Regions from separate parts of the Homo sapiens genome. Here region 2 is linked to region 1. Evidence: chromatin loops called from intact Hi-C (ENCODE). Cell type or tissue: PC-3. All regions are shown on one strand. Links, peaks and the distances in the headings refer to the core of each region. The heading gives the core; the rest is flanking DNA. Region 1 overlaps CDON (cell adhesion associated, oncogene regulated). Region 2 overlaps CDON (cell adhesion associated, oncogene regulated).

Region 1 (16,657 bases), core at 2,950-10,949:
ACCTTTTGCTGGTCCCAAATGTCCTGTTGCTTTTTGGTGGGGGAACATGGATTGACTTGCTGGGTTAAGATAGGGATGAAAGGACTTGGGCTTTCTTTCCTATGCATGAAATTAACATGTATTTTATGAAAGACTCCCACTAATTATTTTTAGTGAAACAAGTATTATTGCCAACACACAGATATAGTTTTAGGTCAGTTTATCTCCTCTCTTTACCTTTTTTTCATGCCGTGTAATAGAAATGCTGTTTATCTGTGGTGCATTAGTCAAATACTTACTATTAAGTACATTTTTATTGCACAAACTACTGGATGGTAGTGGATGCTGCTCCAGCCTCATCCTGAAAACATTAACTAATTATATTGACATTATCATTTAGGCTGTATGATGTGTAAAGCCTTTTATTTTTCCTTTTAGGTTCAAAGCAGTGGCACATGATTGGCCACCTGCAGCCAGAAACCTCCTATGACATTAAAATGCAATGCTTCAATGAAGGAGGAGAAAGTGAATTTAGCAATGTGATGATCTGCGAGACTAAAGGTAGGAGAATTTTTGCTTTTCCCTGGACAGTGATAGAATTCCAACCCTGGATTACTGCTTCTGACTACTGATATATTCTGGGTTTTGTTTTGTCTTGTTTTGAGACACGGTCTCACTCTGTCACCCAGGCTGGAGTGCAGTGGTACAATCTCAACTCGCTGCAACCTCCACCTCCTGGGTTCAAGTGATTCTCATGACTCAGCCTCCCAAGTAGCTGGGGCTGCAGGTGCGCACCACCACGCCTGGCTAATTTTTGTAATTTTAGTAGAGATGGGGTTTCACCATGTTGGCCAAGCTGGTCTCGAACTCCTGGCCTCAGGTGATGTACCCACCTGGGCTTCCCAAAGTGCTAGGATTACAGGCGTGAGCCACCGTGCCTGGACATGACTATTGATGTATTTGCCTAAGGAAGTTTCTGCTTTGGACCATTTTCTAGGTGCATACACTTAGACTGTCCCAACAAATGTATAATATGTGGGCTAGAATGCTTGTTTAAAAAATAGTTTACATAATCATTAATCCTGTTCATTAGTTTCTGTGTGACTCTAAGTAAATCACCTCCCTTCCCTTTTCTTTATTTTTATTTTATTTTATTTTTTTTAGAGACGGCATCTCACTGTGTTGCCCAGGCTGGTCATGAACCCTTCCGTTTTTCTTTACAAAGATATTAGAAATATTTGTTGACTACTTTCTAGATTGCTGTGAGAATGAGAATACTAACAAAAGTTTAAGAATATTAAGGAGAAGTGCAACATATGTTAAAGGTGGTTTCTTGAATGACAGATATGTAACTTCTATCTACTTGTTTAATTAAGTGTAGTAAAGTTTAGAATTAGCAGTTGCTGATTCTAAATTGAACATTCTCAACTCTGCCTACATAGGTAGATTCACTGTCAAATGTTGCCGTCTTTAAGAAGAGAAGACACCACAGGGGAACAATAGAAATAGCTCATTAGATGTTTACGAGCAAAACCACTCGTCCACAGTCTCAGTTAATCTTCACAACAACTTTGAGAATACTGTCAACTGCAAGGAACACGACAATCTCCTCTCAGTAGGCTTCAACAGTGAGGAAATGTGTTATCCCCAAAATAAGCAGCCCAGAAGTAGGTAACTAACTCCAACGTTGTTAGTTCAGGAGGCTGAGACAGGAGAATCGCTTGAGCCTGGAAGGTAGAGGTTGCAGTGAGCCAAGATCGGGCCACTGCACTCCAGTCTGGGCGAGAGAGTGAGACCTTGTCTCAAAAGAAAAAAAAATTCATTTTTTTCTGTCTTTCCTGTTCGTCATGTTCCCATTGCCACCTTGGCTCTAAGACTAGCACTGCTGATAGCTCGCCACAGTTCTGGGCATCACCTTTAAAGTGTTATCATATCTGACCGTGTCTATTTTCAGGAACAAGGAAAATTTCCCCCAACGTCCTCTACTAGATCTTCCCACCAGTCTCATTAGCCACAATTCAGCCCCACACAGCCCCTAAACCATTGACCAGATTTATCCCAGAGTTCTGTGGGGTTGAGGTAGACACCCAAACAAAATTGGAGCTCTCGTAACATGATAAAGAAGGCTGTTGAGTGAGCTGGGCAGCCATCAGGGTCTCTACAGGTGATCTTATTATTCCTTTTTAAAAATGAGGACATGAAAAAGTACGTTTTTAAAAAATGAGGAAATGGAGGCTCCAAAAGATTGAATGATAAGCCAAGGCTTAGTTCCAGCTTTTAAACTCTAAACCATGTGTGTTTCTGCTGCAATACTCACATCTTAAGCCCATATTTAAACATATATCCATATACCTTTAGACTTACCTTGAATTTCATTTGTTTAGCATATATTTGAGTGCCTTTTTGGACCAGACGCTGTGATGTGTTCATGGGATACTTGGAGTAAAGTTAAATAAAAATGAAATTTATCATCTCTGTCCCCAGGACATTTAAGAATCTAGCCAGACAAAACATAAAACATTATAACTGTTATTTATAATAGTATAATAGTATAGCTGTGATTACAATAGTATACCTCATTTTCTGACATCAGTAGGGAATGAAAAGGTTCTACCTACAGACTTTCAGGTCAGTGGAAAACAAAAAACATCTTTGAAATGTTAACTATTCATATTGAATGACTTTTACGTAATTACATATTACATAATTCCCAGCCTGTTTACATGGAAGATCTCATGTGTACTTCAACCTTTAAAAAATGACTGTAGGTTCTTGTGAACAATGACGGTTTTATCTTGAGTAATTGAGGAAGGTTTTCAGGGATGACAGAGGCGCTGAAGCCTGGCCGTTTTCCCTTCCCACCGAAGATCAGAGACTGCTGTGATGTTTCTTTTAGTTCTTTGGCTTCTCTTTATGTTTTTCATCTCACCTTTCTTTTTTCAGGCTGTTAGCTGTCTCTTCCTATCAGTGTTAATGGATCTCACTCACCCTTCAGTGCAAGCCATCTGTCCTCAGTTTTTAACTTTAGCAAGGGGTTGGAAACCAGATCATGAAGCTTGGTAGAATTACAAATGAATTAAGAATAAAGAAAGAGTGATTAAACCTGATGGACTTCCCTAGGAGTAATCATGATCTTTAATATATGATACGGAATATCCATTGTGCCTCAGAAACTCTTTTGTTTTCTTTAGGGTTGACCAGGACATAGAATTGTATAATCTAACATACCACCTCAAGTAGAAATTTCCTTTAGCATCTCTGCCAAGTGTTCATCCAGCTTTCAATAAGAGAAAACACCTTCTCTTGAAAGATGACTTCTTTTCTCTTGAAAGATGACTTCTTTTCTCATTCCCAGCTCTGTTTTGTGTGGTTGATGCTGCTAGAAAATTGAACCCCAAGTTAATGTTTGTTGAATAGATTTTTTTTTTTTTTGAGATGGAGTCTCACTCTGTCGCCCAGGGCTGGAGTGCAGTGGTGTGATCTTGGCTCACTGCAATCTCTGCCTCCCAGGTTCAAGTTATTCTCCTGCCTCAGCCTCCCAAGTAGCTGGGACTACAGGCACATGCCACCAAGCCTGGCTAATTTTTTGTATTTTTAGTAGAGATGGGGTTTCACCGTGTTAGCCAGGATGGTCTCGATCTCCTGACCTCGTTATCCGCCCAGCTCCGCCTCCCAAAGTGCTGGGACTACAGGCGTGAGCCACTGCACCCAGCCAAGTAGATTTTTATTTTTAATTTTCTTTCCTGGTTTTTCCTCTTTTTTTTAAATTATACTTTTAAGTTCTAGGGTACATGTGCACAACGTGCAGGTTTGTTACATACATATACATGTGCCGTGTTGGTTTGCTATACCCATTAACTCATCATTCCTAATGCTACCCCTCCCACATCCCCTCCCCCCATGACAGGCCCCAGTGTGTGATGTTCCCCGCCCTGTGTCCGAGGGTTCTCATTGTTCAATTCCCACCTATGAGTGAGAACATGCAGTGTTTGGTTTTGCTCAGAATGATGGTTTCCAGCTTCATCCATGTCGCTACGAAGGACATGAACTCATCCTTTTCATGGCTGCATAGTATTCCATGGTGTATATGTGCCACATTTTCTTAATCCAGTCTATCATTAGTGGACATTTGGGTCAGTTCCAAGTCTTTGCTATTGTGAATAGTGCCGCACTAAACATACGTGTGCATGTGTCTTTATAGTAGAATGATTTATAATCCTTTGGGTATATACCCAGTAATGGGATTGCTGGGTCAAATGGTATTTCTATTTCTAGATCCTTGAGTAATCGCCACACTGTCTTCCAGAATGGTTGAACTAGTTTACACTTCCACCAACAGTGTAAAAGCATTCCTATTTCTCCACATCCTCTCCAGCACCTGTTGTTTGCTGACTTTTTAATGATCGCCATTCTAACTGGTGTGAGATGGTATCTCATTGTGGTTTTGATTTGCATTTCTTTGATGACCAGAGATGATGAGCATTTTTTCATGTGTCTGTTCAACTGAGTAGATTTTTAAAAAGCTGCTTTGCTTCTGTGGTTTGTTGGCACCATAACAGGAGATTCGGTATAATAAGCAATAATAACAGCAGAATTGATTGACCACCACTCTGAGCCAGGCTCTAAGTGCTTTCCATGGCTTAACTCATTTACCCTTCATTACCACTAGATAATTGACAGAGCTCTTACTAATATCCCCATTTCAAAATGTAAAAACTAGCTAGGCACGGTGGCTTACGCCTGTAATCCTAGCACTTTGAGAGGCCAAGGCGGGCGGATCACTTGAGGTCATCAGGAGTTTGAGACCAGCCTGGCCAATATGTTGAGACCCTGTCTGTACTAAAAATATCAAAAAAATTATCCGTGCGTGGGGGCACATGTGTGTAATCCCAGCTACCTGGGAGGCTGAGGCAGGAGAATCGCTGGAACCTGGGAGACGGGGCTGCAATGAGCTGAGATCACACCATTGCACTCCAGCCTGGGCGACAGGGTGAGACTTTGTCTCAAAAAATAAAAAATAAATAAAAACTGAGGTTTTGGAGGTAAAAATCATACAGCTAATGATAAGTGGAGGTGAGGTGTAAACATAGGCTGTGTGCTTCCAGAGACTGGCACCAACCACTTTGCTCTACTGCTTTTCTGTGACATTTAGAGACTTAAGAACATATGATTTGGGAATGAGAGAATGAGGTTTGAGTCCCACCTGTTACTAGCTTTCGTTATCGCTATTACCCAGAACACCGATGAACCGGGTAAAAGTACTGCACCTACACGGGCTCCAAAGTCTTTGTTTTTGGAATGCTTAATACTATGTGTGAGGTTTTGGAATGTCATTTTTCTAGTAGTCCAAAGCTATAACTTCTAATATTGGTAGTGAATTTTATATACATGGTAGAAGCATAAAATATGTAATCCTGAGTCTTGTTTAGCTCAAAGTGTATCTGACAGAAAGGAGTTTTTGTTCCATCCATAAGTAGAAATACTTTTTTTTTTTTTTTTTTGAGACAGAATCTCACTCTGTCTTCCAGGTTGAAGTGCAGTGGCGTGATCTGGGCTCACTGCAACCTCCTTCTCCCGGCTTCAAGCAATTCTCCTGCCTCAGCCTCCCCAGTAGCTGGGATTACAGGCACCCACCGCCACGCCCAGCTAATTTTTGTATTTTTAGTAGACACGGGGTTTCCCTGTGTTGCTCAGGCCGTTCGCAAACTCCTGAGCTCAGACAGTCTGCTCACCTCGGCCTCCCAAAGTGCTGGGATTACAGGCGTGAGCCACCACGCCCGGCCTAAGTGGAAACACTTTTATTTCAACTCTGGGAGTTTTCTCCAAGTACAGTTAAGCAGATAATCATATAGCAGTTTGGATTAGACCAAGTGCATATGTTCCTTTGCCTTTAGGATTTCTCTAAAGTTTGTGGACTAAAACTTTGGCACATCAAGTTTTTAAACTTTGGAGCCCTCTTTGTGACTCATTGGTGGTCAGGTCATCTCAGTAACAAGAGTAAACAGACTGGCTTGCATTCCTAACCAGACCTCCTTCAGAGAGTAAACCATTTCATGGAGTCTGTATTCACTCTGACATCATGTTTTCCTTTATATTTCAACTAGTGAAACGTGTTCCTGGAGCTTCTGAATATCCTGTCAAAGACTTGAGTACCCCTCCAAATTCTTTGGGAAGTGGAGGAAATGTGGGGCCTGCAACCAGCCCTGCCAGAAGCAGTGACATGTTATATCTGATCGTTGGCTGTGTGCTGGGCGTCATGGTCCTCATTCTGATGGTTTTCATTGCAATGTGCCTGTGGAAGAATCGCCAGCAGAATACCATACAAAGTAAGTCACTCATAAATATCTCCTTCTCTTTTTCTAAAGGTGGGTAGACAAATATTGTCAGAATAAATATTGATTTCTAACACTGTTGTATATTAGTGTCATGGTATGAAACACATTAGATACTCTTCATTCAGAGGAGATGACTTTAAAACTGTTCTAGCTGTCAGCCAGAGTAAGTGGAGCATCAAATTAAATTGCCCAGCAGACATAAACACCAAAGCCAAAACTAAGCAGGTCTCTAAGTAAATAGCTGACTTATTGCTGGGAAACTCCGGCTTTGTTGGACCACCAAAGAGGACGCATATTTGAAGCCTGAGCTCTGGAATTGCTGTAGGAACACCTTTACACTGGTACAGAGCTTGTCAACAGGGAATAGAAAAGCCATGATGGAAAGCAGGTAGTGAAAACTTGTCTAAGTCACTGTCACTGAATGACACTTCACCGATGAGGATAACGCAGCCCTGTTTCTGTACCTGATGGACTCAAGACTGCTCCAGCATGGCGTCCTCTCCCTGGAGTGTGTCTAGGAATACGTGTGCTTGAACATCGATGATGGCCCTGCTTTGAAATAACAGTGAAGTAACCTAGAACCCCCTTTCTCTTTTCTCTTCCTTCAGTTCTCTTCACCTCACTGTCCTACTTTTCCTGTTATCTCAGCTATTATAAAATAGGGTAATCAAATCAAGCAGAGAGTTTAGTCTTTGGTGGGAGGAAGTTTTTTGGTTTCCCCTTTGGCTCCAGAATAAGGAAATGAAAGAAAAGTGAGGGAGGACCCCAGCAGGCACTTCCAGTGGCTGTTAGCCAGTTCTCACGCATGCTCCCCTTTTAGTTACCAGTTCTGGGGGAAGAAAGTACTCTGTTTGTATTGAATGATGCCTTCCAAGAGATAGGGGGAGAGATGGTGGCTGCATCAGGCTGAAATGGATGGTGATCATTTGATTTTCTAAGTGGTTTTAATGCCATCGCCTTTAATTGTGTGAGTGCGTGTTGAATCATGAAAAGAGAAGTATTAATCTGAAAGGGATGGTGATCATTTGATTTTCTAAATGGTTTTAATGCCATTGCCTTTAATTGTGTGAGTGCGTGTTGAATCATTAAAAGAGAACATTAATCTGGTCGTCCCAGCCATATTAATCAGATTAAAGTCATCCTACTTTGTGACCTGATAATGTTTAAAAATGGAAAATTCTCATGGTGGTGTTCATTCAGTCATTTATTCAAAAGATAATCATCGTCTTCTGTATACCAGGCACTGTTCTGGACAGTGGAGATGTAATGGTAAATAAAATAAACACCACCTCTGCCCTCTCAAAGTGTGTAGCTTAGTGAGACCACAAGCAGGTGTACTGAGACTACACACCTGGGCGAGAGCACACAGTAATGTGGGCAGCTAAGGAAAGGAGGGACACCTAATCCAGCCTTGGCAAGCTCTCCTACCTTCGAAGAATTTATCCAGACTCCAACAACAAATCCTGTACAGTTTGGACACTCTAGTTTCTAAGAGATACTTTACTTTTTCTAAATATATCTGGTAGATGTGCCTCTGGAAATCAGTTTTGAGGCAGTCATTTGTATGCTTTTAATAGAAGAAAATAGAAGGCTGGGCGGAGTGGCTCACGCCTGTAATCATAGCACTTTGGGAAGCCGAGGTGGGCGGATCACGAGGTCAGGAGATCGAAACCAACCTGGCTAGCACGGTGAAACCCTGTCTCTACTAAAAATACAAAGAATTAGCCGGATGTGGTGGCACGCACAAGCTACTTGGGAGGTTGAAGCAGGAGAATTGCTTGAACCCGGGAGGCAGAGGTTGCAGTGAGCCAAGATCACGCCATTGCACTCCAGCCTGGGCAACAAGAGCGAAACTCCATCTCAAAAAAAAAAAAAAAAAAAAAAAAAAAAAAGAAAATAGAATCACTTTTTGCCTTTGGTACTCCACACCTTCCAAATTGGCTGTAATGACTAAGGAGCTATATGAATGATCAGTGACTGTATATACAACTCCATCCTTTTACTTAACAGAGTTGTTTATTGCTACTTGAAATACCCCACCTAAAGCTAGTCTTTTGTTGTCATTTTATGCAGTTTTTTTCAGCACTTAGAAGTATAATATATAGGAGTTTAAGCACTTTTTCCTAGTATTGCCAGTACTCTGATAGTTTCAGCTTGCCCAATATATTCATTCTCTTTTGAGTAATTTCTCCCTAGGTGATTTTTCTTCCCGTTAACAGAATCATAATTAACTCAGAGTTCACAGCTATCTCTACACTCTATGGAAAATAATAGCAGTAACTTTATTAAAGCATGTCTTACAAGTAGGCTTTAAGTGAACATTTTAAAAATGTTTTTATTTTAGTCTATTTGTAGTTTCGTAGGGGTTTTATCTGTAAGACCTTCTCAGCAAGAAGATTGTCCTTTTTAGTGTCTTACTGTGTGCGTGTGTGCGTGTGTGCGTATGTGCATGTGTGCATGCGTGTGTGCGTATGTGCATGTGTGCGTGCGTGTGTGTGTGTGCGTGTGTGTCTTTTTTGTTCTCTTTTAACAGAATATGACCCACCAGGATATCTCTACCAAGGATCAGATATGAACGGGCAGATGGTGGACTACACCACTCTCTCAGGAGCAAGTCAGATAAATGGAAATGTTCACGGAGGCTTCCTAACCAATGGCGGTCTCAGCAGTGGCTATTCCCACCTTCACCATAAGGTCCCCAATGCAGTCAATGGAATTGTGAATGGGAGCCTAAATGGAGGGCTTTACTCCGGGCACAGCAACTCTCTAACCAGGACACACGTGGATTTTGAACATCCTCATCATCTAGTGAATGTAAGAGACCTAACTATAAATAAAAGCCCCTCTGTCCCTCAGGGTGCCAAGTACTAGAACAGGGACAGCATGCTTGGCTTTGTTCAGTATAGAAACCTCACAAGTTTCCTCGAATGGAAACAGCATGGATCACTGGCAGCCCTTTGATCCAGAGTAGTCTTTGTAAGTTGTTTTCTATTGCCAGGTAATAGTTATGTTCATCAGTTTAGTTTCATTTTAAAATTATTTAACACTGAAAGTGGAATACCAGCAGTGAACAGACTGGAAGTTGTTCTTTAGATGAAATGGAAATACCAAATACTTTAAATTTGATTTATCGAGAGCAGGGTCTTGAAAATGCAAATGCCGAAAAGAGTCAGGCAGATCAGGAAATTGTGGGAGTGAGATGGTAGCACTGGAGGCGATGGCCACCTGGAGAGCACAGACAGTGTCTTCAGGAAGCAGCCGCGGTTTGACACTTACAGTCGTCATGGACTGAGGGCGCAGTGTTGCCAAATTTTCTGATTTTTCAAAACCTCTGTAAATCCAAGTGAAATTGACAGATTTTTACATGCTGGCACCTAATTCAAATTTTTGAAAACATACGTAGGCCATGCCAAACATCTCTGCAGGCCACCGGGTTGTGACTTCTGACCTTTCATGGGCTTCTTTTGTTTGTTTTGCCCAATATGTTTTGTTGTTGTGGCTGGTAAGCTTTTTACATTTTACAATGTTAGTATTCTTTAGCCACACAAAGAGTGATAAACCCTTAAGACAACCTTATTTCAGAGATAACTAGTTGATAGCGTTTAATTTTTGAAATGGTAGTAGAATGACTAGCATATTTTAGACTTACGTGGGGTTCTCTGCACTAGAAAGTTTGATTTATGACATTGTTTGGATGCACATCTATATTACTTTTGATCAAATAGATAATTTGTTTAATTGATGGAATTAAGCATTCAGTTTTTGTCATTGTTCTGATTACAAATAAATTTACCATGACCCACAATGTGCTACAATTTGAAGAAGCTTAGAGTTTTTTTTCCCCCCATCTTCAGTTTATTAAAGATTTATTAAAATCTATTTGGAGAACAAAACTAATATATACTCATATTTTAAAGCTAGAAATTGAATAGCTTTTATGTGACCTAGCTTTTGTATGTTGTGGAAGAAATATTAATTTGCTTTAATGCATCTCATTACTAAAAGAGAATCATGATTTCACTATTTTGTGTGGAAAGATACAGCATGTATTCAGACTTTCTAAGCTTTTTTGGTCACCATTCCTAGTCCAAACTACTACCATTGTCCAAGAAAACTGAAGGAGAGAGCATTAACATTTGAATAGCACACACTGTTTCCATAAGAAGAAAACATAAGGCCCATGTTCGCTTTAGTGTTTGAACACGGAACCTTGGGTTTTTTGAACAATGAATTTCTATTTAAATAATAGGTGCCCCATTTGGTGTACAATGTCAGAAGTTATCTGTGATTCTAAATTATTCGTTTTCTTACTTTTCTGGGTGGGGGAAATAGAGAAATTTTAACAGTGTTAGTGACCCTAAAAATCATTGCACTAACTTCAACGTGTTGAGGGATTCAGAGAATCCGTAAGTCACAACGTTACCCTGCAGGTTGTGAACTTCATTTTCTGAGCCTTTCAGGTTTTCCCTCAGATGGAATATAGTATAGGAGAGTTCTTTCTCTCGATATGTTCTTAATAATTCCTGTTGCTGGTTGGATCAGAAACACTGAAGGAAATTTTCAGGACTTTTGGTTTGCTTAGATTCTGGCTACTGTTATGAAATGAATGGAAATGGAAAGTATTCTAGGAAAAACAATTGCCTGAACTTTTCCTAACCTTGAAGGCCTGCTTTGGGTTTGGGTGCAGTGTGACAGCCTCTCCCACCTTTTATCAAATTCAGTTCTGCTGTTTTTCTTCTGAAAGCAGAATTCTGCCTCTGACTATCAGGCTAGTTTAATTTTTAACTTCATTTTTGAAGAACCTTGCTGTCTGTCAAGTGAACATTTTACAATGAGGTATGTGTTAATCTGGGCATTTTTCTTAATTGCTGGGCAGTTTCCGCCAAAAGCAACATCCAAATATTAACACACCCCCTCCAAGTCATTGCTGGCTGAAGATCTACTCCATCTGGAAAAATATAGCATGCTTTAAAACTTAGCGTTGTCAAGTGAACAGACCTAATTGAAATAATTACAGGAAAATGAAGATGAGTTTATCATGTGACATCATCTACACAGGTTTTACACCCTGTTTCTCCAACTGGTATCACATGAAATTCTTCCCTGACTGCCAAGAAAGGGAAAATGAATGGAGGCTATAACATATAATGTATTTTGAGCCCACTAGATTTGAAGGGAAGTGACTAAACTTTTCCCTTCATTTATTTACCTTTGTCTAGTACAGAAATACGTAGGAAAACATGGCAGTGAAGTTTTTGGAATACAGTTAAATCTAATGCAGAACTCTCATTCACTCCTTTGTGAATATGGGTCAGTGATATTCACAATGACGTTGCTCTGGGAGTTGGTTAGAATATACTGTGTGCCCATTTATGGTTGACATGGCTCATGTGTATTTGTGATTATTTGGCTACTGGTCTGTGAGTACCTTCAGCATTCCTTCTTCTTTTCTTTTTCTCTGACACTCCTTCCTGTCCAGGGTGGTGGAATGTACACGGCCGTGCCTCAGATTGACCCTCTGGAGTGTGTTAACTGCCGAAATTGTCGAAACAACAATAGGTATGTTAATAATGTGTCTGCACAAGCTGTTGTGAATAAGGCATATGCATCCTTTTATTTTTCCCTTCAGCAAAGAAAGTTCTTGGAATTTTACCTAGGATATAAAGTTCAGGATTTGCAATCTTAAATTTAAAGCTGTTACTAATTTTTTGCCTCTGCTTTCCAATTTTTGTCTTTTTGTGCCTCGGTTTCTTCAGCTATATAGAAACCATCTTAAAGGCTCTATTTGTCACTGAAATATTATTATAAGGCTTAATGTTTTTGAAAATTTTAAATTAGAGTCATTCTCTGTTATAAAGACTTTATCTTTTCTCACCTTTTATTTTCTACTCTATGTTATGGGATGTTATGAGGATGAATGACAGTGTTTCTGAGTGTTGGGGGGAGGGGGGAACCCTCTGTATATAGTAATTTTTTTCACAGTAATGTTACTGAAATTTTCCTACCAGATTATCCAGTGTTTTTTTTTAATTCTTAAAATCTTAAGAAAATTAAGCAGCAAACCCTTGCTTTGAATTTTGTGTTTTAATTTTAAAAGTGGTATGTACTCACAATATTTCAAACAAGATAGAAATATGGAGAGCAATGTGCATTTAACACATAGGATACTCGGCACACTTTCCTACGACCTCTCTCTATGGTAATCCCAAGGATTACCAAGCTTTTTGTTGTATTAAAGTTGTTTCAGAAATCTTAGTTCTTTCTTTTACATAATGATGTTATTGAATTACATGGTGTCAAAAGTCCTTCCTTCTCAGTCCTAAAACTCTACAACCAAAAAGATTATGTCATAGTTAGTACATAAAATAACTGGAGTATGGGTGGGAGTTTAGATATTTTATTATTGAAATGATGTTTGACCTATATATTTAAAATGGATTAACAGGTTAAGAGTTGTCTCTGGGAGTTATTGAAACCAGAACTTGAAGAAGGATCAGGCCAACCATCAAATTAAAAATACGTTGTTCCAGCCTGTGTTTTGAGAGTTGCAGAACAAAAGCAACAGAGCTTCTTGGAGATTGTTTGTTATCATTTACTTAACCCATTTCAGGGTGTCTATAAAAGAGCCATCTGCTTCTTTTATGTACTAAGGTTTGCTTGTTACGTATTTAAATTCTATATGACCCTGGTTTTGCAAATGTTCATAACATTGAAACCACATTTTTGTCTTGAGCTTTTCATGGACTTTACCGTAGTTTGTTAGGCAACGTGCTAAAGACCTGGTAAAGGTGGTTCATGTACCTGGCGAGTAATCAGACGGATTTAGTTACAAGTGGTCTTGCTTAAAATTTTAACGTGTTTTCTTTTGTGGTTCTTGGTCATCAGCAGATCTTGGTTCTCCTGGACAATAGAATGGTATAACGACAGGATCTCTGGTCTAAGAATAAGTAGACCTGGGCTGTGACATAGCTTAAACCTGTGATCTTGCGAAAGTAACGTAATGTTTCTGAAGCTATTTCCTTAACTAAAAAGGGGAAAATTGTCCTAGGTAATGTAAGATTGCTCCCAACATAATCTGACGGTAGTCTCTGGCAATTTCCTGCCAATCATGTCTTTTTGATGAAGTATCATCTTAATATCAAGAATGCATCCCATTTCCTTAGAAGGACTTATATGACCTCTGCCATTTAAATGACCTTGGCTTTGTGGCTATTTGTATGTGTAGTGTGTGTGTGTGTGTGTGTTTGTGTGTGTGTGTGCATGTGTGTGTATGTAGTATTTTAGTATTTTCAAGTTTTTATTATACAGTTTTTTTTTCCTTTAAGACAATGAACAATTGTATTTCTATTAATTTTCAAGTTAATGACTTACTACATTTCATGTGTGTGGGTTTTACTGTTATCTGGGAATTTAGGTGAATTCTCTTCAGCTTGGAACACCAGATTCTTTTTCTTCCTGGTTTCAATTTTCTTCCTCATGAGAATCTGCCTGTTTAGTGCAAGTCTTTACTTGCCTGCATTGCCTTCAAGGTTAGCCAGTGTCTCACCTGGCTCCCAGGAGCAACTGTATGATTTTGACACTCAATAATTGGACAGATAAGTATCAATAAGTACCTACCTTCAGCTCTAGAAAATTTGAATTATTAAATTTAAAGATTTTAAGTCTTTTCACTTTGGAATTGAGAACAGGTATCTCCTCTTAAGATCTTACAAATGACAAAATTTGTAAAAAGCTGTGAATGCCGAAAGGTAGATGATACGTGGTTTACTCTCAAAATATAGAAAATTATAGTCAATTTATGCTTTTAGAATATCGACATTGTTACTATGAATGAGTTTGCATTTCTGAATATCAGCTGAAATAGTGTAAACATAAAAAGAAGCGTGATTTCAGTTAAGTTATATGAGGGCTATCAAGTGGGCCTCATATGATTTTTGGCTGTTCAGTCAAACAAAACAAAACAAACATTTACTGAGCACTACCCAGGCTCTGGACTAGGTTCTGAGGTGTTTCCCCGTAGAAGGAATGTAAGAACAGTCATGGACGTAGAAAGGATAATGTTTACATAAGAATGAATAGGCGACTTCAGTGGTTCTCAAACTTTAGCGTGCATCACTTGAAACACTTAATAAAAACGCACATTACTAGGCTCTACTCCCACTCCTATTCTTAGACCAGAGTTTCCCATTCAGCAGGTCTAGGGTGGGGCCTGAGAATTTGCATTTCTAATGAGTTCGCAGATGGTACTGATGCCCATGGTCCTGGGACCATGCTTTGAGAACCGCTGGAATAATTTGATCGGCTGTGAAGTGCAACTAGAGAATAGTAGGATATTGAAATTGGACAACTGGACTGAGTTTATATAGTGGATAACCCTGAATGTGAAGGTTTAGTAGTTTATTTAATAAACAAGTCCTATTACTTAATAATAGTCCTATTAAATATTATTTATTAAATAAGCAAGTTTATTTAATAAACAAGGCCTTTTATTGAGTGCCTGTCATGTACTGGGTACTGGCCTAGGCCCTGCCTTCAGAGAGTCCATAGTCTAACAATAGTGATTCTCAGACAGAGGTAGGGATATAGTGAGTAGAGTTTGAAGAAGCACGTTGAGTTTTATAATTTTATATTTAAAGAATAGAAAAAAATCTCTATGTCTGTAATGTCTATGTATACAAGGGTATGCAATTTTTATATTAATCAAAAGGGGATATGCGTTAAATGTTGAGAAACACTGGGGTAGCAGCATCATAATTGTTGCAAAGCTTATTGAGAACAGGAATGATCTGTTCAGAGATATGCTCAGGCTGGATGAAAGATGGCAGTGCACAGGAGGGAAGGGAGGGAGGGGATCAGTGAGACATGGGGAATGGGGATGAAGAGGAAGGGATGAGTGAGACTGCAGACATGGAGTCTTCAGGACTTGGCCATTGACTGACAGGGATCTAGAAAAACAGAAGATTCCAGATGTGTAAGAAGTTTCAAACATGGATGATCTGGGTGGTAGTCATAGTAATAAGAAACTTAATAAAATGATACATCATAAAAAGGTGATAAATTTGGTTTTAGAGTTGAAGTATGAGTTGATATCTTAAGGAGAAAGATGAAAATGCTGGTCTTGGCTTCAGGGGGTAGAATGGAACTGTGATACAGATTTAGGACCATTTTAAGTTCTATCCAAGTAATAGAACTTAAAAACAGATGAGACACCAAAGGAGACAATATCCTTGGCAGATTGATTATTTTTATATATTTAATTATTTGATGCATTTATTTGCTTTTATTATGTATTTAAAGTGATTAGACATTCTTTTTATAAGACATCATATCTTTTGTTATTTTTTCTTACTGCCTTAATACATCTTCAGAGAATAACAGAGATGGGAAAAGGAGAATGATAAAATAAGGAGAGTAAAAAAGAAAAAAAGAATTCCCTCCCTCCCTCCCTCCCTCCCTCCCTCCCTCCCTCCCTTCCTTCCTTCCTTCCTTCCTTCCTACCTACCTACCTACCTACCTACCTACAAATGTTTGCTGCAGGTCTCTAGTGAGCCAAGCACCAAACTAGGTACTGGGGATATGGCAGTGAGCATAACAGGCATTGCTCCTGCCTGCGTGGAGCTTAGAGTTTAATAGGGGAGACATATCTTTTAAGAAAATGACATAAATCGGCGGGGTGCAGTGGCTCACGCCTGTAATCCCAGCACTTTGGGAGGCTATGGCGGGCGGATCACCTGAGGTCAGGAGTTTGAGACCAACCTGGCCAATGTGGTGAAACCCCATCTCTACTAAAAATACAAAAATTAGCTGGGCATGGTGGCAAGTGTCTGTAATCCCAGCTACACCGGAGGATGAAGCAGAAGAATCACTTGAACCCGGGAGGCAGAGGTTGCAATGAGCCAAGATCACGCCACTGCACTCCAGGCTGGGCAACAAGAGCGAAACTCTGTCTCAAAAGAAAAAAAAAATGACATAAATAATAAAAATGAATATGTAATTAAATCTGGATGCTTTAAAGGAAAAGTAAAGAATGTGGGAGAGAGGAAAGCCCTCTGTAAGCAAGTGGCATTTTGCTGAGCTCTGAAGATTTATAAAATTAGGTCTAAGGGAAGGAAATAAGTTTAGAGCTTTCCAGGCAAAGGGGACCATTTATACACAATCTCTAAAACAGAATGCCTGAATCCTCAAAGAACTTAAAGAAGGCCAACATAGCAGAAACCTAGTAACTGGAGGAGTCAGAATTAAAAGGCGAGTGAAATCAGATCACACAGAGCCATGGCACATCTGTGGATGGTTTTAAGCAGGAATTCGTTTTTGTTTTTGTTTTTGTTTTCTGAGATGGAGTC
Region 2 (16,657 bases), core at 5,299-13,298, 57 kb before region 1:
ATTTCTTGGATGTGTTACAACATGAATTCAGGCTTTGCAGTTTTAAGTGATTCCTTTAGTATTGCTTTTGTCAGTTGTTAACTATTTCTGTTTTGTTTTATATCACTGTGTAATGCAGGCCAAAACAAATGTTTTGGCATTTAATGATAGCTAATTGGTGTAGATTAAAATAATTATTAACTGTTTAATGGGATAGTTTAAAAATGACTTTGATGACTTCTGATGACCATATTGAGAAGGAAGGAAAGAAAAATAGATGTTCCTCCTCCTCTGTTGAAATGAAGACTGAGTTGTAATAGCAGTGGAGTGCAGCTCCCAGTAAGAGGTGTGAGGCTGTTTATTTTCACTCTGGAGATGTATATACTACAGAAGGAAAACTCTGGCCTTGCTTAACCTAAGCAAGTCATTACTTATCTACGATCTGTCAAGCAATTTGATTAAGGTTGACAGAGCTCATATAATATCAGAACCAGGCCCTCTTAATGATTGATGATGCTTGTCTGTAAGTTTTTCTTTTTTTAATTTGAAAAGAGAAAAATTGAACAAGAAAGACTACTTGTTCAGATCTCTAAATGCCCAGTATAAACTGTCTGTAGTATTTTTATCTATAGTGAGCAATATGCATTAATTTGTATGCTGTTTTTTAGGTTATAATTAAATGGCTTAAAAATAATAATTTTTCAGGTCTGCAGGTTAACTTGGCTTTTAAAGAATTAAATTGGGCTGGGCGCGGTGGCTCACGCCTGTTGGCTCACGCCTGTTGGCTCACGCCTGTAATCCCAGCATTTTGGAAGGCCGAGGTGGGCGGATCACCTGAGATTGGGAGTTTGAGACCAGCCTGACCAACATGGAGAAACTCCGTCTCTACTAAAAATACAAAATTAGCCAGGTGTGGTGGCGCATGCCTGTAATCCCAGCTACTTGGGAGGTTGAGGCAGGAGAATTGCTTGAACCTGGGAGGCATAGGTGGCAGTGAGCTGAGACTGCCACATTGCATTCCAGCCTGGGCAACAAGAGTGAAACTCCATCTCAGAAAAGAAAAAAAAAATAACTAAATTGTTGAAATTTTAGAGAACCTGCTTCATATCTTAGTATCTTTCTTAACATGGTTTTCTTTGATGCTATATATTCTTTATGTAGTAGAATTTTTTAACCTGCAGGAAATTTTCCTCTTCATTCTCTAATGAAATTGAATTATTTGGAAGTCTTTGGCTTTAACTTAAGGGATTTTTGACGCTTTGCCTTCTAACTATAAAATATGATTTGGATGATTGTAATAGCATATCTGGGGTGTTGAACGTTGCTGCTGACCTCTTTGCTCGAGTGTTCCTTATCTCATTCCCATTACCAACAGATTAATACAATGTGTGATGGGAATGTGCCAAGTGTTCTTGGCAACACTGTAAATCATTAGTCTACACTGTTGAGTCCAACTGAAGAAGACCATTTCTTTTCTTTTTTTTTTTTTTGAGACAGAGTCTCACTCTGTTGCACAGGCTGGAGTGCAGTGGTGCGATGTCGGCTCACTGCAAACTCCACCTCCCAGGGCTCAAGCGATTCTCATGCCTCAGCCTCCCAATTAGAGTAGCTGGGACTACAGGTGTGTGCCACCATGCCTGGCTAATTTTTGTATTTTTAGTAAAGACGAGGTTTCTCCATGTTGGCCAGGCTGGTCTTGAACTTCCGACCTCAAGTGATCCACCTGCCTCAGCCTCCCAAAGTGCTGGGATTACAGGCAGGAGCCACCACGACGGCTGAAGACCATTTCTTGATTTTTATCATTTATGTCATTCACGTACTACTCTCTGGAAGTAGATATGGGATTGAAAGACATCCACATCCTTATTTTATATAAACGTAGCATGTAGAATTTGTAGATTAATGAAATGATTGAATTTAGAATGAATTTGTGTTACATAAATGGGAGCTTTAACCTAGGCATTTTTGGGCAGTGTATTATAGCAGTTTAGACTAGGGTAGGTCCTGGAGTCAGAGAGCCTGGAGTCAAAGCCAGGCTCCACCATATTCTAGTGATGTGAGCCCTCTGTGCCTTGATTTCCCCATCTCTATATGGTGGTCCATGGGGCTATGGGATCATCCCATTTAGTCTTTACAGGCAAAATGAGGACACAATAGCTTGGGCTAGTGATTGGCACTTGCTAGGTACTTACTGCATGCGAGCAGTTGCTGTTGCTGTTCTGTTGTTCTGTTTGAGATGGAGTGCTTTTATTGACAAAATGTGATCTTATTGTGGTACAGGTTACTGAGAGACTGTCAAATCAAAATCAAATGAGTAGGATTAAAATTGAAGGAGCTCTTGCCGTGGGAGTAACTAGAATTGATTGTATGTGCTTGGGTTCGTGAGGACATGGCTCCTGGGAAAGAGAGCAGTTAGGGGAGTGCTGTAATAGGTAATGGTGAAAGTTTGGGTAAATTCCTGTATGTTCAAGCAACTGAACACCATCTTGATTTTCTTGCTTTAAATTTTCAATTTTGTTACTCTCCCTTTCCCCCTCCATCTCCTGAAGCTCAATGTAAACATTCTTCAGTTTAATACCAGGTAAATAACACTGATTTTTATAAGAGATGTACTTCATACCTAGCTTTACTAGGCTAGGTATGAAGCAAGGGATAGCTAAAAGCAAGGGGATAGCTATTGTTAGAATTCTTTGCTAACTTTACTGGTAATAGTTTTCTCCCAAAAGTATGAATGTTGTCATCGATGGGAAATCCCATTACTTCCTGGAATTTTCAGATGTATACTTAAATACTGAGCATGATTGTTACATCTGTTCTTTCAGGTTTCCTACTTTTCTTTTGGGCTTACATGTGTTTGGAGCAGATAAACACTTAACTGTGATTGGCAGTATTAAAACCACCAGTAAAGTACCATCCTCAAGGTGCCTCACAGAAAGAAATAGAGTAGAAGTGGGGTCACCAGAGCAGAGATTTGCCTGGAGATAGACCAGTGTGCATACTGTCAGCCCCACCCAGACACTCCCGTTTTGTTTCTAGCTGGCCAGGATAAGTACAGTGGAAGTTGACCTCAAGTGGCCATTGAAGATTGGGATTTAGTAATGGAGGGGGATCCAAAAAACTGGAGCCAGAAGGTGTTGTAGAATCGGAAAATGACAAGGGGGGCCACCGTCGCCCTTTTTCAGCTGGCTCTTGCCTTTCTGTCTTCAGCAGTGACAGTAACAATGCTTCAGAAAGTAGATGCTTGTCTTAAATATTTTTAAAAATATTATTTAGATAAGTCTCGAGAATCTCATTCTTTTCTTTGACCCCACAGATTGGTCTAATTACTGAATTTTTGTCACTGGTCTACAGGTCTTCAGAGCAGCACAGTAATTTTTGTAGCGATATTGAACATGTATGCAGGAGAAAACATTGTACCACAGCTCTAGAAATGCCTGGACTTTACGATACTCTGTGGGTCCCCTAAAATAGAGGATAAGTTTATTGCATTGCATTTATAGAATTTTATGAGGGTAATGGTCTTCATGGCTAGGGTAGCATTTATAAGATTCTTATAACTTTTTTGATTCTAGGGAATGGGAATCTTGTATTTGAAACTACAATTCTTATCCTACCATCCCAATACCATTCTTAGTCCAGATTTGTGAAGATGTGTGATCAAGGAAACAGCTATGTGTTTGGCTAGTTGTAATGCCGTTTCAGTGAATATGTCTTAATTGAGATGATAATATTCTGTATTTTGCTAAAAAGGGGCTAGCACTTAACCTTGAATGTGACTTTTTTTTGTTTTTGTTTTTTTTTTAGGACGGAGTTTCGCTCTTGTTGCCCAGGCTGGAGTGCAGTGGCGTGATCCTGGCTCACCGCATTCTCTGCCTCCCACATTTAAGCAATTATCCTGCCTCAGCCTCCAAAGTAGCTGGGATTACAGGCATGTGCCACCACGCCCGGCTAATTTTGTATTTTTAGTAGAGATGGGGTTTCTCTGTGTTGGTCAGGCTGGTCTCAAACTCCCAGCCTCAGGTGATCTGCCCACCTGGGCCTCCCAAAGTGCTGGGATTACAGGGGTGAGCCACTGTGCCCAGCCGAATGTGTGACTTTTTTGAAAAGGAAAAATTATTATAAAATCCTAATGTTGATTAAATAATTCTTATTTTTAATCTCATATAATTATTTATAAAATAAACTAAATGGAAACATCTTATAAAACTAAAACGAATTTCCAAAGTAAATACTGGCTCCAAAATCAACACAATTCAAAAATTTAAAATAATATTTTAAAAACGTTTAGATTGCTATTGTTATGTTTAATGATTGAGAACTATTTTTGTTTATTTTATATTTCCTTTGTCTGTTTTTTGATTCTTTTGATATTAAGCATGATTACCATTATTTTTTCTTTTTAACAATTTTCCCACAAATTTAAGTGCTTTAAACATTTTAAATTATTGGCCGGGCGTGCTGGCTCACGCCTGTAATCCCAGCATTTTGGGAGGCTGAGGCAGCCGGATCACGAGGTCAAGAGATCGAGACCATCCTGGCCAACATGGTGAAACTCCGTCTCTACTAAAAATACAAAAAAATTAACTGGACATGGTGGCGCGTGCCTGTAATCCCAGCTACTCGGGAGGCTGAGGCAGGAGAATCGCTTGCACCCTGGAGGCGGAGGTTGCAGTGAGCCGAGATTGCACCACTGCACTCCAGCCTGGGCGACGGAGCAAGACTCCGTCTCTCTCTCTATATATATATTTTAAATTATTATAGGTACCTAATAGTTGTATGTGTTTATGTAGTACATGTAATGTTTTGACGAAGGCATAACAGTGTGTAATGATCAAATCAGGGTAATTAGGTTTTCTTTGTGTTAGGAACATTTCAATTCCACTCTTTTAGTTATTTAAAAATATACAATAAATTATTGGTAACTGTAGTCACCCTGTTGTAATACTGAATACTAGATTTTATTCATTCTATCTAATTATTTTTGTACCCATTAGCCATCCCCACTTTATCCCCACCTCCCTGCTGCCCTTCTGAGCCTCTGGTAACCATCATCCTATTCTCTGTCTCCCTGAGTTCAATTTTAAAAAATTTTTAGCTCCCACATATGAATGAGAACATGTGAAATTTGTCTTCCTGTGCCTGGCTTATTTCACTTATCATAATGTCCTCTGATGCCATCCATGTTTTTGCAAATGACAAGATTTCATTCTTTTTATGGCTGAATAGTATTCCATTTTGTGTATATACTACATTTTCTTTATCCATTCATCCGTTGATGGACACTTAGGTTGATTCTATATTTTGGCAATTGTGAATAGTGCTGTGATAAACGTGGGGATGCAGATATCCCTTTGATATATTATACTGATTTCTTTTCTTTTGGATATATATCCAGCAGTGTCATTGCTAGATCTTACCGTAGTCTGTTAACAGTGAATTTGTTTTTAACAATCCATTATTTTGCAGGGCAGCCACTTTAAAAGTACTCCCCGATATATAATACCAAAGTATGAAGAAAACCCATTCAATGAAAACTTTTTGTTATGTATTAATAATTACTTTTTGTTGATGAACCATATTAACATGGGATCTGTGCAGTATGTGTGTTCCTGCTTTGTGTAAGGTCGTTTCCTATGTCGTGCTTTTCAAGTTTGGCACACCAGTGCTGCCATGAACCGGAAGATAAATCTCCCACGTTTCTTTTTACCTGTTTCAAACTTTGTTTGTACAGCATTCTATAATGTCATGTGGCCTTCAGATGTCATCTCTGTGATCCAAAAATGCAAATGCACCTGGGCACTGAAATTTTGGGACCTGTCTTTGGTTGATGTTCCGGACTTCGCTGGATCAAATTATCACCATAATTTATTGATCAGCAATGCATAACCACAGTGACCTTTTTTTTCAGTCAATTTCATACCTCCTGAAATCCATCCGCAGATTAGAATAGAACTAAAACCTGGTAAGTTTGAGAATCTTCCAGAATGACACATGGCCATCGATTCACACTGAAGTGAGTGGATGTAAGCGCAACTGTGTACTCAAGGCCTTTCTTTTGCTTAGGAAGCTGTGTATGGCGCGGGAAGGCTTAGGCCTGGGGTTGCCCTGGGTGCAAACCTCACCCTGTCTTTATTTGCTGTGGTCCCTTGGGGAGGCTATCTGAGTGTTCTTTGTTTTCTCATTTGTAAAATGGAAATAATACCTATCCTTAAGTTTGTTTGAGGATTGGTAACAATGTCACTGGTAGAGGGTCCTGACTGCAAGTTGTCCAGGTTCTGGGCATTTTGAACAAAGGATTGGACAAAACGCCCAGCAAAGCAAAGAAAGAATGAAGCAACAAAAGAACGAAAGTAGGGATTTACTGAAAACGAAAGTACACTCCACAGTGTGGGAGTGGGCCAAGCAGCGGCTCAAGGGCCCGGATACAGAATCTTCTTGGGTTCAAATACCCCCTAGAAGTTTCCTGTTGGCCACTTCATGCTCATCTCATGTCAGTTAAGTGGTAGCCTGCAATCGGTCTGATTGTTTGCAGGAAGGAGCCAACCAGAGGCCCAAGTGAAGTTACAAAGGTAACACTCCTGTGCAAACATCTGATTGGTTGCTTTTTGCAAAGTTATACTTCTGTGCAAACGAAGACTCAGCCCACAATCAGTCTGATTTGTTGCGGACAGCCAGTTTCCCACCTGCCATGCAGAAAAGGTCAAAGCGAGTAGCCTCTGGTTCTTTTGTTACTTAGGTGTCGAAAGTTAGGATTTTCCTTTCAATTTAGTTCTAGGAAGTCGGTGTGAAACAGCCTTAGGTTCCCTGCCTCCAGACCCTATTCTCCTGCCTCAATAATGTATGTAAAATCGGCCAGGCGAGGTGGCTCACGCCTGTAATCCTAGCACTTTGGGAGGCCGAGGCAGGTGGATTGCCCGAGCTTAGGAGTTCGAGACCAGCCTTCGCAACACGGTGAAACCCGGTCTCTACTAAAATACAAAAAAAGAAGCCGAGCATGGCAGCGTGTGCTTGTAATCCCAGCTACTTTGGAGGCTGAGGCAGGAGAATCACTTGAACTGGGGAGGCGGAGGTTGTAGTGAACTGAGATTGTGCCATTGCACTCTAGCCTGGACAGCAGAGCGAGACTCCCGTCTCAAAAATAAAACTAAAGTAAATAAATAAAATCTTTGAACCATAAACTTAATAATTAGTAGTTATAAACCTAATAATTGGTAGCTGTTATTATTCTTTGAATAATCTCATAAACCACTTGTTCAATAGGATGCATAAAAAAAATATATGTTTCTGCACAATCCAGTTCTTGTCTGCTTTGTGGAAGAAAGAGGCTGGGGTGGATTAGATTATCAGAATTATTTGGCAAGATTTTTCATACTGCATGTGTCCCACCTTCTTGCCACTTACAGGTGACCCACAATTACCACTGGGAATGTGGCATAACTGCTGTGCTGAGGCAGAAAAATGAGTACTGTTGACTAAAAACAGTTGAGTCTTTCTTGGGCAGCTCTGATTTAAGTACTTGTACAATATTTTAAAATCCTAATCTTATAATTGCGTATGAAGATGAATTTATGTAAATAAATCAGCAAATTGGCCGGGCTTGGTGGCTCACGCCTGTAATCCCAGCACTTTGGGAGGCCGAGGCAGGCAGATCACCTAAGGTCGGGAGTTCGAGACAAGCCTGACCAACATGGAGAAACACCGTTTCTACTAAAAATACAAAATTAGCTGGGCGTGGTGGCTCATGCCTGTAATTCCAGCTACTCAGGAGGCTGAGGCAGGAGAATCGCTTGAACCTGGGAGGCAGAAGTTGTGGTGAGCCGAGATCACGCCATTGCACTCCAGCCTGGGCAACAAGAGCGAAACTCTGTCTCAAAAAAAATAAATCAGCAAATTGATATTGCCTAATATTGACAGGGAACAACTCACATGCAAGCTGGATTAACCTCACGTGTATGTGTAGGTTAAATTAGCATTGTGGCAGACTGTTTAAAAAGTGTATTGACTTTCCTTACATATTTACCAAATTTAAGACTTAAAAAGTGTTGGCAAGAGGCGGGATAGATTGACCTGATGGTTTTAAGAAGATTTATTAAACTATTTGTGGTTTGACCCAGTTAGTTTGTCCACTACTGTTAAAATCTACTTAAAATTTATCCTAAGAAGTTATCCTATTTAGTACTAGCATTATGTGGTAGAATTTTGTTTTAACATAGTTTGCTATTACGTGATTTTGACTATACAGAAGTTCATATGTTGTAGGAAGCCCAACTATGTTCAGTAAAAACCTGACAGTTTAGCCAGTAATGCCCATCTGTGTCATAAGTGTGTGAAGAGAGTCTGTTGTGTTTGTTTTGGCTACAGATCCTTAGAGCATCCTAAATGTAGAGATTTCCATTTACCCACAGTTGGTCATATGCCTTTTAGAGCTTTTAAGATCATAATGTTTTTGCAGCCCACCAAGTCATTTCTATTTGTGAACAAAATAATAGTGCCTTTGGTGTTGTTTGTGGTCTTTTTCCCTTAGGTTTAAAGGGACCCTTTTGTTAAACTATTTTAATTTTTGCCCTTTTTTTTTTTTTTTTTTAGACAGTCTCACTCTGTCGCCCGGGCTGGAGTGCAGTGGCACGATCTCGGCACACTGCAACCTCCTCTGCCTCCCAGGTTCAAGTGATTCTCCTGCCTCAGCCTCCTGAGTAGCTGGGATTACAGGCGTGCACCACCACGCCTGGCTAATTTTTGTATTTTTAGTGGAGACGGGTTTTCACCATGTTGGTCAGGCTGGTCTGGAACTCCTGACCTTGTGATCCGCCCGCCTCGGCCTCCTAAAGTGCTGGGATTACAGGCGTGAGCCACTGTGCCCAGCCTGCCCATGTTTTTACTGTAGCGCTGCACCATGCTCTTGGTTAGTCGCCTTGACTTTAGTACCTTTTTTTTTTTTTTTTTTTTTTTTTTTTTTTTGAGACGGAGTCTTTCTCTGTTGCCCGAGCTGGAGTGCAGTGGCACCATCTCGGCTCACTGCCAGCTCCGCCTCCCGGGTTCACGCCATTCTCCTGCCTCAGCCTCCCAAGTAGCTGGGACTACAGGCGCCGGCCACCAGGCCCGGATAATTTTTTGTATTTTTAGTAGAGACGGGGTTTCACCGTGTTAGCCAGGATGGTCTCGATCTCCTGACCTTGTGATCCGCCCACCTCGGCCTCCCAAAGTGCTGGGATTATAGGCGTGAGCCACCGCGCCCGGCCTTTAGTACCTATTTTTAATTATATATCCTATAATCACTTTTTAAAAATTGTTGTAGTAAAACATAAGTCATTGTGGTTGTTAAGTAACTTCATAATTCCCAGAAAACATTGCTGAGTTTCTCACAGTGTAAGTTCTTTCATTTATCACAATTTACTAAGCACTCATTTTGTGCAAGGTATTTCCCAGGTGGTGTCTGTACAGTGATGAGCAAAATAGACAAGGTCCCGTTTCTTATGGAACTGACAAACTAGTGGTTAATCTAGTTCCTCTAGAAATTTTTTAAAAAGTTATTTTTTAGAGCAATTTTAGATTCACGGCAAAACTGAGTGGAAGGTACAGGGATATCCCATATACCCCCCGGCCCTCTGTTCCCAAAGACCTTTTTTGCATTTATGTGACCTGTGAGTAAGCTAGTCTAGCTCTTTTACTTATTTATTTATTTATTTGAGTATAGTGAGTCAGGTAGGATCATCTGCTCTGTCCGTTCATGACCCTTCCTTGGCTATGATTTTTACACAGGGGAAATCAGATTAAAATGAAAGTGAAGGCCATAAGTGCGGAAGGAAAACAGTTTTAAAACATGATGTTGGAGAGCAGTGTGCTGAGAGCGAGCAAGGGGGCAATGGGGGGTTTCGAGTGGAATGTAGGGCTGCTTGTGATAAGGGTCCTGCCTCTGAGACATCAGCTTCCCAGCAAGGTCTAAGAGTTCGGCTTATTTTGGAGGGGAAGCTTAAGAAGACAGGGATGGGACTCTGAGACACATTGGGTCTTTTTGAGTGGCAGAAACCTGTCACTGCTGAGAAGAGTGATAATGCTGCTTTAGGGAGACCATTGGCTGACACTGAGGATGAAGAGCTGAGGAATACCTGCGTTTACAGATGACTCAGCCTGTTTCATAGCCAAATGTGTGGTGTTGAGCAGTTGTAGTATAATCCTACTGATTTAAGACAGTGAAAATGTTAAGTCTCTAGATTAGTTGTTTTTTGACACTGATCTTTGAACCAGCATGATCTTTAATGAAGGTTTTATATTCGTCTGGAGTGAAATGAGAAGCAGCTAACCAAAAAACTTAAGCTGCATTTATACTGAAATTACTTCTTGCTTACTACTTTGTTTTCTAATGAAATACCAATAGTAGATGGCAGTGACTAATTTTTAAAAAATGTTTTTAGGGCAGATTTTGGAAAGCTTACATAGGATATATAGCTGTTTTGTTTGTAAATTTTCTGTTTATTAAAATCCCAAAGTTTGGGAACCATTGCTATAGTTTCCATTGAGTAAAATGACCTATGTACAATTATCTGTCTTGGAAAATGGTTTCTGTGCTGTTTCTCATGCTAGATGCTTCTTCACCTGTAAGATTTATGCCCAAGTTTTTGTGATGCCTCAGTATCAAGTAGGGTTCTCTCTCTCCAGCCATAGACTTAAGTTGGCTTTTTATTCTTCTCCAACAGAAATGGAAATAGCTCTCTTCGTTTTAGGGGCACATTCATTGTTCCATGTACTGAGGTTAGGAGGCGAGTACCTAAAAGCCTCTGTCTATATAAAAGCTGCTTTGTTGATGTTTTATTAGTACTACTGTTGGCTCTTTTAATTAGTAATATGTTTTATTTGCACCCCGAGGCTGTTCAAGCAAAGAAGGTAATTTAAATCAACAAAATTATTTCTTATGTTTTGGAATACCTACACTTGCCATCTGATCCTTTACTCTTGAGGTACTTACTTATGTTGGCAGGGAAGCTAGGAAGAGAGAAAGATGTTTATGTGGAGTTATGAAACATCTTAAAACGTAAGTTCTTGGAACACTTTGCAACTAAATAGTTTTCAAATTGGAAATGCTCTTTGTTCATAACCAGAGATTCTTTTTTTTTTTTTATTTTGAGACGGAGTTTCGCTCCTGTTGCCCAGGCTGGAGTGCAGTGGGACAGTCTCCGCTCACTGCAACCTCTGCCTCCTGGGTTCAAGCGATTCTCCTGCCTCAGCGTCCCGAGTAGCTGGGATTACAGGTGCCCGCCACCATGCCCAGCTAATTTTTGTATTTTTAGTAGAGACACGTTTTCACCATGTTGGCCAGGCTGGTCTCGAACTCCTGACCTCAGGTGATCCTCCTGCCTCGGCCCCCCTAAGTGCTGGGATTGCAGGCGTGAGCCACCATGTCAAGCCTGAGATTCTTTTTTTAAGATAAATACTGAGTCTTCATGAGAAGACCTATCTCTTCTACTGTATACATATTTCTGACAGTCTTTCCAGAATTCTACAGATACCTCAATGATTGTTTGACAGTGGCTGTGACGTTCACAAAGTAAAGTTGGCTAGGGAAATTTCTGCAAATTCTTTACCTGAATGTAAAGTGAAAGGCCCGCCTCTCCAGGTTCTTAGAATGAAACTGAACTTCACGTCTCCTACTGTTTTTTTTCTTTTTAACTTAGCTTTTTGATTTTTTTGACTGAACATGAACAGTCTTTTTGCTTGCAAACTGAAGTGATGAACTTAAATGTTTAGAGCTGAAATTTTGTCGACTTTGGATATCTTTGCTGTTTTTTCCCCCTTTCCTCTTAGTGCAGTCATTTTTGGAGCCTGCCATAGATGAGGCAAAACTATAGTGTAAGATAAACTTTTAAGTGTTTGTGTGTTTTTTCATTTACACATAGCAGTTGTAAATATTTGTCATAGAATTCCAAAGCTGGAAAAAAACTGTGGAGTTTTTTTTCCTTTTGCAGACAGAACCTAAGCCATACTAAGTAAGTGTTCTGCCTATCATACTCTGGGAAAAGGAGATAAATCCATTTAGACTACCAACTGATAATTTTGTTTTAAATATATTGTTTTAGAAAATTAGGGATCCTGTCATGTTTTGAAACTTTTTTATACCAAAAAAGTTTTAAATTCAATTGCTTATGAATTGCTATACAAGAGTTGAAGATGTCAGAGATTGAGTGTTTTAAGAAATGAGGTCAAGGTCTCTGTTATTTTATTCTGCTTTATCCCCCACCCATATTTGTTCCCTAACTACTTTGAATATAGGTACTCAATATATTTTTGCTCTATAAATGAATGAAAAACTGCTCTTTGCAGTTTTAGGTTGTAGATTCCAACCCCACTCATAGTCTGTCCTTAGAAAATGGGTTGAATGGGCTGGGTGCAGTGGGTCACGCCTGTAATCCTAGCACTTTGGGAGGCTAAGGTGGGCAGAGCCCTTGAGATCAGAAGTTCAAGACCAGCCTGGCCAACGTGGTGAAACCCATCTCTACTAAAAATACAAAAATTAGCCGAGCATGGTGGTGCACACCTGTGGTCCAGCTACTCGGGAGGCTGAGGTGGGAGGATCGCCTGAACCCAGGGAGGTCAAGGCTGCAGTGAGCCATAATTGTGTCACTGCACTCCAGCCTGGGCAACAGAGAGAGACTCCATCTTCCAAAAAAAAAAAGAAAGAAAATGGGTTGAATGAAGAGATTTTAGAAAATTAAGGATCCATCCCCCAGCATTCTTATAATCCTCAGACTCAAATTAGTTATATGATGTTATATAAAGAATAAAGTTGTAGGCTGGGTATGGTGGCTCACATGCCTGTAATCCCAGCACTTTGGGCGGCTGAGGCAGGCAGATCGATTGAGGCCAGGAGTTTGAGACCAGCTTGGGCAACATGTGAGACCCTGTCTCTACAAAAAGTGGAAGAATCAGCTGGGCGTGATGGCTTGCGCCTGTGGTGCCAGCCACTTGGGAGGTTAAGGTGAGAGGATCACTTAAGCCCAGGAGGCAGAGGTTGCAGTGAGCCATGATTGCACCACTGCACTCCAGTCCGGGCAGCAGAGCGAGACCCTGTCTCAAAAAAACAACATGAGTAAAGTTGTACGTTTTAAGAAAACTCACTAAAAACAAAAGAAACCCTCATGTTGTGCACAGAAGTCCACAATGACAAGTCCTTCAAAGAAGAGTGAGGCCTACAAGGGTATATACAGGTAGAAATGTATTCTATAAACATAGGGTCTGTTATTGTTTGACTATGAAATATGAGTATAGTATAATACAAAAGCCTTAAGAACTATGCCAAGACTTATACATGAGAATTGTTTCTTTAAAGAAGCCAGTTACCTTGGGAAACTGCATATTTAATCTCTTGTTACTCTTGTTGTGCCAAGAAATTTGGAGTCCTTTTAAAATTACCTTTATTGCTTGTGGTACATTAAAGAAAGTGTTTGATGTTCTTGATTTTTTGGAAATTGATTTTTTGGAAATAGTCATTAATGAATAAATTGGGTCATAATGTTGGAGTTAAGACTATATGTGTTTAAAAATCAGATGTAATCATAATGAGAATATTCATGCCTGCTTTATACATTGATACCAAAAATAATTAATAAGGGATTATGTTTTGCACAGAGAAGCATCATTGGAATAAGTTTTATCTGGGTTCCAGGTTGGGTCTATCTGCGGCTGTGTTTTTTTAGTAGTATGTATACATATGTGTGTATTTATATGTGTGTGTATGTACCTTTTCTGTATCAGTGTCTGTGAATTATTTCTTTGACCATCCTGCCAGTGTTGTGTTACAATCTGGCCACTGCCGCTTCGTGCATGTGTGGCCTAGCAGAGTTGTTCCAACAAACTTTGCTTTATTTTTGATAGTCAGGCCGGACCTGATGCCAAAGGCCACTTCTCGGGCTTTTCTGCTTGGACTAAAACTTCATGCTATGTTGTGTTATGTTTACAAAGATATTGTGATCCTAATTGATTTGTTTTTCTATTTTCTAGTTTCATCAGGGCATTGTATCCTGATGGTTACTTTGGTTTTAACTGCCTGGCACTGATTTTGAGTTTTCAAGGGTGCAGGTTTTCCTGACATAGGCCAATTTGTGTTTTTACTTAATTTTAGACTTGTCAGTCAATTGGTGCCAATTATGTACTAACTGCATAGTAATCTGTGATTGACTTGTATGTCAGCTTATGAATGTGCTTGAAGAACCCCTTTATCAATGCACAGCCTCTCTTCCATGGTAGGATGACAGCTTTGATGAAGCTGTGTCTGACCTAATTCCCATTACCAGTTTGAACAAAGCAGGGGCTGATAAGAAATCTAGATTTCTTCCATTATTTTATGTGGCCAAGTTTAAAGATGGAATAAGGTACTTGGAAACTAGTATTAATATGTTCTAGGTCTCTAGGAAACTCGTAACTTGACGGTAAGATAATGTAAAAGTCATTGTGGCAGAGACCCAGTGTTCAGCCAGCGTTGATTCAAGTTTATTTGCAGCAAAGATCCTTTTCCAAGATTTGTTTTTTTCTTATCTGCCTTTTCAATGCTTGACTGTGTATATTTGAATAATGTACTTCATGGAAATGAGTTTCTCCTTGAGGATTTTTTCCTTGTTATTAAAATGGAATCTAAGCCAAACCCCATGAGGGTGAGTCTTTTGTAACTGCCAGGGAAACTCTTATACTTAGGTTAGTCCAGTGCATAAGTCAGTAGGGTCTAAGCAAAGCGCTGGACCTGTTAACAACTACGTTAATTATATTACCTAACACCTATATGGGGCACTTTTTCAAATGTTTCCATATTCCTCCTGCTCATCCTCCAGCAGAAGTTAGTCAAATGTGTGTCTACATCTTTGCAATAGCTAGTTCTTAGCAAACTTAGCTTTTAGCATTTGTTTTGTGGTTACCATAACGGTTATTTTTTCCCATAAAGCCAATTCCAGTGACAAACTTGAAAAGCTACCAAGTGCTGGATTTGTGGAAGTGTTGACTCCATGGGACTTGCAAAATAATCCCCTTGAAATTTTCTATATTTTGTCTTTTTAATAATCTCTCTCACGCTGCTTTTTAGAATTTCACCATTTGTATGCAGCTATGCTTTTAAATATTTATAATGCTCCTGTACAACCCACTGTGGATGCCAGGATTATCTTCACAATTCTTGGCTTCCTGTGCTCTAGTGGCAGGAAGAAATAGTCTCTTAGAAAGAGAGTGGAACAGGAACACTTGACTTTTTTTTTTAAACACACAAATATTGTGAATAGAACCTAACTGAGCTTTTGCCCCCTCTCCTTTGGTGTAATTAGGACCACATTGATTCCTGTTGCAGCTGGCAGCCCCTCACTGTTGCCTTTTTCTGCGTGTGACCCTTGATCTCAGTGACCTTTCCTGGGGTTCGTCCTGGGCCCTTTTCATTGTGTTGGAGCTGAAGAGGCTCATGTGGAGTTGATTATTTCTTTGCTCATTTGGCCTTTTTGGTGCCATAACTCCAAGTCACTTCCATTTTCTTCCTCTACTTTTGGCAGTCCACGGTGAAAGGAAATGCTTTCGCAGGCAGCAGGATCGTTTGTATGCTTGGCTGACTCGACTGAGACTTGGGAGAAGTGGGGGAAGGGTTGCGAAGTCTGTAGGTGTGAACTTTTTTTTTTTTAAGTTGATCTGAATGATTGCACGATCATTAATAAGTGCTTATAAAGTAAGTACTGTGGAAAGCTGCATTTCACACCCAGGGGCTTCATCCTGGCAGGAAGAGAGCACTCCCAGTGATTGGCAGGGGGCCTTGGTGTCTGAGATCCTGCAACTTTACTTTGATGAGATTTATATGTTCCTCCTATGGACTGGGAGTGATGCGGCAGGTCAGAAGATACATCATTGTTAATTGCACATGACTGCTTTAAGAAATTCTTAAGTTTCTAAAAGAACCCCCATACGCCCCAGAGAGTAGCATGCTATTAGATAGTATGTTTGTTGCGACTAGACTTGTAGCACTCTGTTTGCCTCTCCTTTCCTCCTGTAGAATCATGGAAGATGTATGCCAGCTGTTACTCTCATTTTGGGAGAACCCCTGTGGACAGCATGAAGACCGTCCCTAATCAAAGCCTTTAGTAAGCATGAAGGAATGTGTCTGATTACCCTACACTGTAGTACCTTGGAAAGGTATAACAGTGTGAAATGTGAAATTAAATCACATTAAGAAACTCATTTTTAAAGTCTGACTGTTTGACTCCATCCCTGGAATATCATTTCTGTCTTTTCCTTTTTTTTGCTTTAAAACTTTTTCATTAGTAGTATTGATAGTGTGGTTTATTTTGAATGAGGAGTTTCTGTCCCTTCAAGCATGATAGTTTTGGGATTCAGCCTGAGCCATAGTTCCGTGTGTCTGCTGTTGCCCACCAGAGTGTCATCTGCGACCCAAATCTCTTAAGAGCTTCAGGCTTCTTTCTGCTTGCCTGCCCAACCTTCCTTAGAACCCCACTTACCTCCAGCTCCTCTTGTTATCTCCACACCTTCAGACGCTCTCCATTCCCTCTACCACCTCAAACAGCAGCAGCAGACCACAGAAGACCCTGCTGCTCCCATCTCAGTAAATGCACATCATCCACTCACTCACTTGTCTGAGTCAGAAGTCTGGACAGCAGCCTCGATTCCTTATTTACAGTCACAGCAGTGGGGAAATAGAGCAGTG

What was found. Peaks named below come from ENCODE experiments on the same cell type or tissue, not always from the same donor. Only the 100,000 strongest peaks of a DNase experiment are listed, where the experiment ranks them.
Region 2: a loop joins it to region 1, with 1.8 times the contacts of the local background. A loop is called at or near these places in 2 of 110 quality-filtered maps.

What each region holds. Positions count from the first base shown.
Region 1 is chr11:125,973,520-125,990,176 of GRCh38, reverse strand. CDON (cell adhesion associated, oncogene regulated) reads left to right here. Exons shown (of 20, transcript NM_001378964.1): 15 at 418-540; 16 at 6,084-6,305; 17 at 8,848-9,128; 18 at 11,794-11,873. Among named protein-coding and RNA genes, the nearest start is that of VSIG10L2, 36 kb to the right of the region's middle. In PC-3, for the core only: no CTCF peak of the experiment used is centred there; a DNase peak (open chromatin) is centred at 5,996.
Region 2 is chr11:126,033,095-126,049,751 of GRCh38, reverse strand. All of the region lies in intron 1 of CDON (cell adhesion associated, oncogene regulated), which reads left to right. Among named protein-coding and RNA genes, the nearest start is that of CDON, 21 kb to the left of the region's middle. In PC-3, for the core only: no CTCF peak of the experiment used is centred there; DNase peaks (open chromatin) are centred at 9,641 and 10,091; H3K4me3 peaks cover 409 bases; H3K27ac peaks cover 473 bases.